2 separate regions of the Homo sapiens genome follow, and region 1 is linked to region 2. A link is a contact called in ENCODE Hi-C or POLR2A ChIA-PET data. All regions are on one chromosome and are shown on one strand. Each heading gives the region's core, a stretch centred on a gene start or an enhancer-like site at or near the end of the contact. The rest is flanking DNA. Distances are from core to core; before and after follow the strand shown.

Region 1 (4,247 bases), core at 1,028-3,527, 45 kb before region 2:
GAGCTACCACTCCCGGCCTGAATCCTGAAGTCTTTAAGCCACCCAAAAACTAAAATATTAAATTCATACATGTTAACTGACATTTCACCAGCTTCCAAAAAATCATTTTGATTTGTAAAAGTGTTAAGTCTTTTATCACAAACTATCATGACCAATGCAAGTAACATTCTCAATAAATGTTGATGCCACTGTCAGCAGTTAACGGCGAGTCCGCTGTAAACATGCTGCTGCGGTAACATTCACAACCTGAGACGTGCGGCGAGGCCTGAGGGCAGCTGCTCCCCTGACTGCACTCCCTGGGCCTGGACACGACCTGGGCTGTGCTTGGCCCAGAACATCACCATCTTCAGGGCCAGGGGCACTGGGGCAGGGTGCCTGCTGACATGCACGCAGACTCAGGGAGGCACACGAGGATCGCAATCCCAGCTGGCGAAGCAGGTGACACCCACGCTGAACAGGCACAGGGGATCCAGGGGGCCCAGGCCCTCCCTGGAGACCAGAGCTGGGACCCAGCCCAAGAACAGCTGTAACTATCACAAGACATCAGTTTCTGAAAAGCAGCACAAACTGTAGCTTAGGCACTGTAGTAAAGACCGTTAGAGAAATGCTCCTGTTTTGCTGGGGCGTTAAAATGGGACAACTCCACCCATTTTTATGAATACTGAAGATTAGAGTATCGCTGTATTTATTGTTTGCCACAAAAGGTCTGAAGTACTTTTCTTTAGTAAATAATTTGCAAAATCCAGTGCAAACAAACAGCACGTCACACACAAATCAATCGTTTGTCTTTACAAACCTGAGTCCTTGTGTGCTGCAGTGACAGCTGTGCCTATGAACAAGAGTTTGCGTTTACTGAGGTGGAAACAGAAACGTGCAGCTGAGAATGTGAGAGCTAGAACCAGTGACGGCAGCGTCAGCAGCAGGGCTCTGGGCAACGCTGCTGGCCTTGAACAACCTCCAGACTCAGCGCCCACCATGCCCACAACTGCCTGTGCGGCTGCAGGCCCATCAACTTTTCAAGGAGACAAAGAGAACAAAAGGGACAGATGGCAACACCTGAAGAGAGCCACAAAACACCACACAGCGAAGGGGGCGTCACGCAACACGGCGAGGCAGGGCCGCTGCACACCAGGGCCGGGTTCACGCCACCGTCAGAGCCTAGGCCCTGCCGGGAGAGTGGTCAGGGCCGGTAGCTGGCGCAGAGTCACACAACCGCAGAGCCAGGGTGAAAGGAAAGAAAACAAACCAGAGTGAGAAACTAGGGCAGGGTTAACCATGTCGAAAGGAAAGCAAACAAAGAGGACCCCAGAGAAACAACGAGAATTTCCCAGTGACAAAGTTGGCCCGAGCCTGCGAAAGGGCTCCATGAGATCCACTCCCGGCATGCCAGGCGCCTGCCACTGCAAGGCCCATGGTAAGCCTCAGCTTCAATCCTGGGGCCTGCAGGGAGCCCAGCCAGGCTATGGACACCCAGGGCCCACATCCACCTGTCACGACACTCCCTGGTGGGCCAGGCTTTGTGGCAGGAGATGAACCAGAGGCAAGGCAGCAGACGGGCCACCACAGCCTTGGGAAGAAGCCCTGCAGTGCTCAGACCCACGTGCTCAGGCCCAGGGCACGACACAGGCACCTGACACGGGGGCGCTAGCCACAGGGCCCCGGCCTCACCGGGCCGTTCAACAGAATGCAGGCCACACACCCCTTTATCTGCCCGGAGGCCTGACAAACGAAGTGACTGGCTGAAGTCCAAGGGCTCGAGGTGATGAAACACCAGGTGGTCTCCCCCGGCGGGGTGTGGCCCAGCGCCGGCTGGCTGGGCGCGAAGACACTGGAAATGGGGCAGCAGAGTCTACAGGGAGGGGCCCGACCATGAGGCTGCCCCCGGACAGCAGAGGACAAGCAGAGAAAGCATCGGAGAAACAGCGACAACGGACGCCCAGATGCAACAGCACCGCCAGGGCAAAGATGCTGAGAGCGATGCAGGACGTCAGAGACGTTCCTGAAAACACCCTGAAAAATCCTGAGGAGATGCAGGAAAACGAGGGCGTCAAAGGAAAAGAAACAGGATCTCGAGTCATGTCTCCAGCACCACTTCACTGGTGGAGGAAGGGACCTGAAGAGACTCCAGGCCCTCCTGGCCCTGGAGGTTCCCCCGCACTCCCCCTGTGGACACACAGAGTGCGGGGGCAACAGGGCTTAGAGGCCCGTGGGGAGATGACGCCGCCCTGAGCCCGGCAGCAGGCAACACCGCAGTGAGGACTTCACAGCTGGCCAAGGAAAATCCACCCCCGAGCAAGGGCCCAACGCCAGGAGGTGCGGCAAATAAAACTTGGCTAAATGACTAAAAGAAGATACTCACAGACAGGCTTTTAAAAAACAGTCATGAATATGGTATCCATACAAGGCACAACTAAAACAGAGTATTAAAAAAGACTTAAAATAAAAGGACAAGAAAAGATACACGAGGGGAAAAACACCAGGCTAATCCTTCAGCATCAGAAATTTATATAAAAAATAGAACGGGATAAACGAGAATGACAGAAATGAACCAAGAAAAGGAGAGGACAAAGTGTGGGCACAGTCATAGGCAGAGTTTAAAACATCCCGTGGGACCAATGTCTTCCACCCTGGAAAACGCCCCCTGGGCCAAAGAATTATAAGCTTGTGGGACCCAGATGTCAACACGAGCACCACAGGTGGAAAGGCTGGGGCACCACGAGGAGGCACGACCTGAACCCCACATCCTGTGAAAGGCAGCAAACATGTCCAAAAGCGTCCAACCCAACGAAGGCAGTGAGAAACCATAGGAGCTGGCCGGGCATGGTGGCTCACGCCTGCGATCCCAGCACTATGGGAGGCCGAGGCAGGCAGATCACTTGAGGTCAGGAGTTCGAGACCAGGCTGGCTAACATGGTGAAACCCCATCTCTACCAAAAACATAAAAAATTAGCCAGGTGTGGTGGTGCTCACCTGTAATCCCAGCTACTTGGGAGGCTGAGGCAGGAGAATCACTTGAACCCAGGAGGCGGAGGTTGCAGTGAACTGAGATCACGCCACTACACTCCAGCCTGGGGACACAGCGAGACTCCATCTCAAAAAAAACAAAAACAAAAACAAAACCATAGGAACAAGGAATCACACGAACAAGGGCAAAAATCAGCAAGACAGAAGACAGCAAATGAGAATGGCCACAAAAATCAAAAGCTGGTTGTTTTCTAAAGAGAAAAATGTAAAAAAATAATAATAATAATAAATGAGACTTCTGAATTGGCTGAGGTGGTGCCTGCGATGCCCAAGCTTCTAACTCCAATCTGTGTTCTGAAGGGATGACCCCGAGGCCACGGCCATCCTGGAAGGAACTTTTAGAGAAGCGCAGGCCCCTCTGCCTCCCACGTGCCTGAGATGCACGAATGCAATGTGAAAAGCCTTTGCTCGAGCTGAACCAGCTACTGAGGACGCAGCTCCCTGCAGGCTCGACATTTTAAACTTATGTTTTGACAGTTTTCATTTTAAATACCTTTGAGACTAAAATATCTAAAAATCTGAAAAGATACAAACTAATATTGTTAACACTATGTTTTCCTAATGAGGGTTAATATCAGGCACTTGGTTATTTTAAATGAAATTTTAAAGTAGCTCTTGTTTGCCGCACTCGGCTCTGCCTCCAGCTGCTGCTGTTGGACTCAGAGCCCCTCTTATTTCCACCTCACAGAGGTGGGGACCCTCCAACCAGCAGGACCGACAGACAACCCGCCTTCTCTGAAAGGGCAGCAAAGCCAGTGGATGCCTCACCTGATCCGCACAAGCTTCCCATGCCCAGTGTTCCAGGAGAAGCTGCGTGCTGGTTTACACTTGACCCTCTAGAGACACTGAGTGTCCTTGGGAGCTGGGGAAACCGTGGCAGCTGTATCCGCGCCCCACAGCTCGCACCACCCTCCACAGCCCGCGCTCCTTACCAGCTTCTCTGGCCTCGGCGTCCGTGGCTGTGGCCTCCCCCCGACTCCACAGACGGGTGCACTCCTCCCTCAGCGCCGCCTGCTCCTGGGCCGCCTGCTGCAGCTGCCGTCTCAGGCTCTCCAGCTCCAGCACCAGACGGTGCTCGGAATCCTCCTTCCCGGCCAGCACCTCCTTCAGATCTGCTGTCTCCACCTTGAATCCCTCAAGGGTACCTTTGTGGGAGACACAGATGCTCTGACAAAGCCAGTCCTGGGTGTAACTGAGGAGAGCCTGCTTGGAGGAAGGGACGG
Region 2 (4,194 bases), core at 1,681-4,180:
CCTTTCCCAATCATGGGCATCAGGACCAGAAGATGCTACCAGCCCCCTCTTTCCCATCTCGGAGGGAGAGCCTGGAAGGGACCAGGGAGAGACTGGGGGTGTGGAGTGAGCCCCGGCCTGGACTCTCTGCAGGAGAGGAGGGTGTGTGGGCACCAGAGTCCCGCTGGGAGACACAAGGGGCCCAGGACAGGCCTCCCTAAGACCCTAGACCCCAACTACTTCCATATTCTCATGTTTGTAAATCTTTCACACACCACGATTAACCCTATCTCTGATTTATGCTTTAATTTCTTCAACTGATTCTTGGGATACTCAGTTTGAGTCTCAGGTTTGTCAGGCCTCCAATGAGGACCTGGCCACATCAACATTTTGATTGTAGTGCTTCATTAGAGAAGCATCTTGAATACACACAGCAGAAAGAAATGCTTGTTAACTTTTCCTAGGAATCTCGTGTGTACTGGATCACGGTTAGAGGATGTGGCCTTACACTCCTACCTAGTGTCTGCGATTTGTGTAACTGTCTCAGGGACGCCTGCAAAGAACATGCATTCCTAAGTACAAGATTGAACGTAATTATTAAATCAGTCTCAGAGACTATATCCTTACACTTTTATTCACCACTAACACTCTATTTATTTTTTTATTTCATTTTATTTTATTTATTTGCTTTTGAGACGGAGGCTCGCTGTTGCCCAGGATGGAGTGCAGTGGTGAGATCTCAGCTCACTGCAACCTCCACCTCCTAGGTTCAAGCGATTCTCGTGCCTCAGCCTCCCGAGTAGCTGGGATTACAGATGCCCACCACCATGCCTGGCTAATTTTTGTCTCAAACTCCTGAGCTCATGATCTGCCCACCTTGGCCTCCCAAAGTGATAGAGTTACAGGCGTGAACCACTGTTCCCAGCCAGTCTCTTTAAATTTAGAACTTAAGTTTTAGCAAATAACACAATACGAAATAGCCCAATTCCAAAATCTGTTAAAACTTCCCTAATATACCAAGTAATTAAATAACGAAGCTGCTGCCCACCTCCAGCTGTTTTTCTTTCTCGCTCTCTTTGAACTTGAACTCCAAGTCTTCTAAACACCGGCCGTGCTCGGACTGCAGGTCTTCACGTAACTTCTCAATGGCTGCTTGATGATGACTCTCCAGGTTCCTAAGGGCCCCTAGAAAGGTAAAGCAATGGCACTTGGTTTACAAGACATCACTCTCCTCAACAGCGACCTCAGTGACAATAATGGTGCACCCAGAGCGCTGCCACCCAGAGCCCCATCCTGGGCGCCCCCGGGCCCCTCGTTTGAGCCTCACATGCCTGATAGCACCAGGGGACATCGCCTACCCATGCCACCCACCATGAGGGTCAAGCTGGAACACACAACCCTGGAGTATGAAAAGTGAACAACCACAAAGCTGCTGCTTTGTAATAATTTAGCAACTGAACATGCCAAGAAAAATCTCTGAAACAAAGATCAGGAAGGTTTAAGGACCCTGAGAGACCTGTGACCCATGACGGCCACCAGCGTGTCACACGTGCATGGGGCCATCCAGCATTTAGAAGGTAGGAAACGTGCGCAATGACGCATGGTGACATGAACGACATTCCTTCCAGTACTACCTAGGAAAATTCAGTCCCACTCCAAACTTGCTCATTTTCATTACTTACGTTCAGCCTGGTTTTTGTCTTGAAAAATCTTCTCCAACTCAGCTCTCTGTTCTGCCAATTCTTTCTGAAACTGGTTTTGTAAATCCTCCATTTCTGATTGATGCTTTGCAGACAGTTCTTTGCGTAGATTTTCTAAACATAAATCTTTTTCAGATTCCCAATCTTCCTTCAGGGTCTAATTTAAAAGAAAAAAAAATTAAACTCAATAGTTGATTATCTGTGCTAAAGAAATTTAAATCACACAGTCAAAACCTCTGAGCAGGCCAGGCAACGTGGCTCATGCCTCTAATCCCAGCACTTTGAGAGGCTGAGGCAGGCAGATCGCCTGAGCCCAGGAGTTAGGGTTACAGACCAGCCCGGGCAACATAGTGAGACCCCATCTCTACAAAAAAAAAAATACAAAAATTAGTGGGATGTGGTGGCATGCAACTATAGTCCCAGCTACTCGGGAGGCTGAGGCAGGAGGATCAATTGAGCCCAGGAGGTCAAGACTGCAGTGAGCTGTGATTGTGCCACTGCACTCCAGCCTGGGAGGCAGAATGAGACCCTGTCTCAAAGAAAAAAAAGAATGGGCAGTCATGGCCCCCAACTAAACTGTCCTGACAGGCCTTACACCCAGTCTCTCCCCTGAATGCTGGCAGGACAGAAAAGCAGAAGCATCCAGGAGGCAAGCAGTTGAGGAAAAGTGAGCAAGGACCACCCACCACAAAACAGACTGCCATCTGCACACGAGGACCACCCACCCTGAAACAGACCAGCCTCTGCACAGGGACAACCCACCCTGAAACAGACCAGCCTCTGCACAGGGACCATCCACCCCAAAACAGACCTGCATCTGCACAAAGCGAGAGGACCACCTACCCTGAAACAGACCAGCCTCTGCACAAGGACCACCCACCCCGAAACAGACGAGCCTCTGCACGCAAGGCCTAATCCACACAGTCACCCTCAAAGCGTTAGTAATACATCTCCCTATAAGTCCCAGGGGCCAATGGCAACTTTGCCAACCTCCACCCAAGGGCTGGGCTCTGTCCCAAGTGTTCTGAGAAATGGGTCTCACTGCCTGCGTCAGAGGAGCAGGTGACCGGAACACAACCCCAAGCCTGGACTAACACCCATCGTCTGCCAAGGGCCTGAGAGCTGCCCAGATGCCTGACTCAGGAAGGGCCTCCACACTCAGCATGGCTGACAGCTCAGCCCTCTAGCGGAGGGCCTGGCAATGACGGGGCACTGCTACCTGTGGTCCCCAGTGAGGCCACCCACAGCAGGTGCAACCCACCCCACCCAAAACCTCCTCCCTGTGTGGTATTCTCCCCGGCACCCCAGCACCCACACCCCATGCACTGCAGGGAACTGCCACATCCACGAGGGCAGAGGCTGTGTCCCAGAACACAGCTCAGGGGCAGGCCATGGGGGCCACTCAGAAGACAGCATGGAGGGGCCGAGCAGTGCCTTTGTGTTATGCAAGTCAATGTGAAACAACAAAACAAGTTTTCTGACAAATACAAATGATATAAATAAACAAAGAACGCAATACACTTTCAACCAGCATATTCTAATAAAGCCTCGACTGGCTTCTGTCTGAATCAAGGTGAGGAGCGTTCTCATGGGACCTGGCGAGAAAGGAAAAACAACATACACAGAGGCGTGCATTTTAGAATCGATCCCGGGTACCTTTACTATCTGGGCGTTTTTCTCCATTTCTGATTGTAACTTCTCCTTCAGCTCAGCTGCAAGAAAAACAAAAAGCAGCTCAGGCCACTCCATCTCAACCTTTTCAGTGACCCAACTGCCCAGGAAACGACCAGGCTCTGGCACCCACTGGACACGTGCCAGCATTCACGGGCTAGCAGGATGTGTCTGTGATGATGCTTGGCTTTAATAACAAACTGAGGACACCGTGACTTCCAGACACACAGGACGATCTAAGAGAGGAGGTGAAGGTCAGCCCTGGGTCGCACCTATCACAGACCACCTGGAAACCTGCTCTAATAATCTCCTGGCCACAAAAACCCAAGGGCCCCCTTTGTTCACCCCTCTCATGGTGCCAGACACCAGGCAAGGTGCTGAGAACAGAGATGGGGAGACGGTGCTAGGGCGCCCCAGCTCCCAACCCCAAGAGGGAACAGGCACTAGAATGCCCACACCGAGCCCACACGCTGCCCGTGCCCGCCTAGCCATGCAGTACCTGCTTCCTGTCCACACCTGAGCACCACCTCCTCCTTCTCCCGTGCGTGCTGCTCCCTGAGGAGCTCCAGCTCGTGCTGCTGCCTGCTCTGTAGCAGGGCCAGCTCCTGGGCACGCCGGCTGTTGAGCATCTCCCGCAGCTCCGTCAATGCCGTCTCCTTCTCCTTCTGGAGGTTGGCCTGTGTCAGCTCCAGCTGCGCCGTGTGCATGTTGCTCAGACTCAGGCGCAGCGCCTCCAGCTCAAGGCCATGCACGGCCTGCGGCGGAGAAAAGGCCTCTGATAAGGGCCCATGGTCAGAACCAGGGCGCATCAGGGAGACACAGAAGCATGAATGAGAATGAGTAA

What was found. A loop is a pair of places that touch in the nucleus more often than their neighbours do. ChIA-PET counts read pairs that join two places held with the same protein, here RNA polymerase II (POLR2A). Pooled maps may share reads with other maps.
Region 1: a loop to region 2 is called in a map of gastrocnemius medialis, with 6 times the contacts of the local background. The contact joins two enhancer-like sites. A Hi-C loop is called at or near these places in 6 of 168 maps with a recorded cell type or tissue (endothelial cell of hepatic sinusoid, gastrocnemius medialis, heart left ventricle and 2 more), 1 of 37 single-sample maps with no recorded cell type and 4 of 50 pooled maps. POLR2A ChIA-PET finds 5 or more read pairs at or near these places in 3 of 52 experiments (H1, activated T-cell and endothelial cell of umbilical vein).

Annotation. Positions count from the first base shown.
Region 1 is chr21:46,391,086-46,395,332 of GRCh38, reverse strand. PCNT (pericentrin) reads right to left here. Exons shown (of 47, transcript NM_006031.6): 21 at 3,957-4,169. Among named protein-coding and RNA genes, the nearest start is that of DIP2A, 66 kb to the left of the region's middle. Within about 2 kb of position 2,277, at least 9 of the 41 ENCODE cell types and tissues checked have a DNase peak (open chromatin) inside an H3K27ac peak, as active enhancers do; they include gastrocnemius medialis and psoas muscle, where a contact is called at or near this core.
Region 2 is chr21:46,346,654-46,350,847 of GRCh38, reverse strand. PCNT (pericentrin) reads right to left here. Exons shown (of 47, transcript NM_006031.6): 5 at 3,850-4,105; 6 at 3,336-3,391; 7 at 1,662-1,836; 8 at 1,028-1,164. Among named protein-coding and RNA genes, the nearest start is that of PCNT, 25 kb to the right of the region's middle. Within about 2 kb of position 2,930, at least 4 of the 41 ENCODE cell types and tissues checked have a DNase peak (open chromatin) inside an H3K27ac peak, as active enhancers do; they include gastrocnemius medialis and psoas muscle, where a contact is called at or near this core.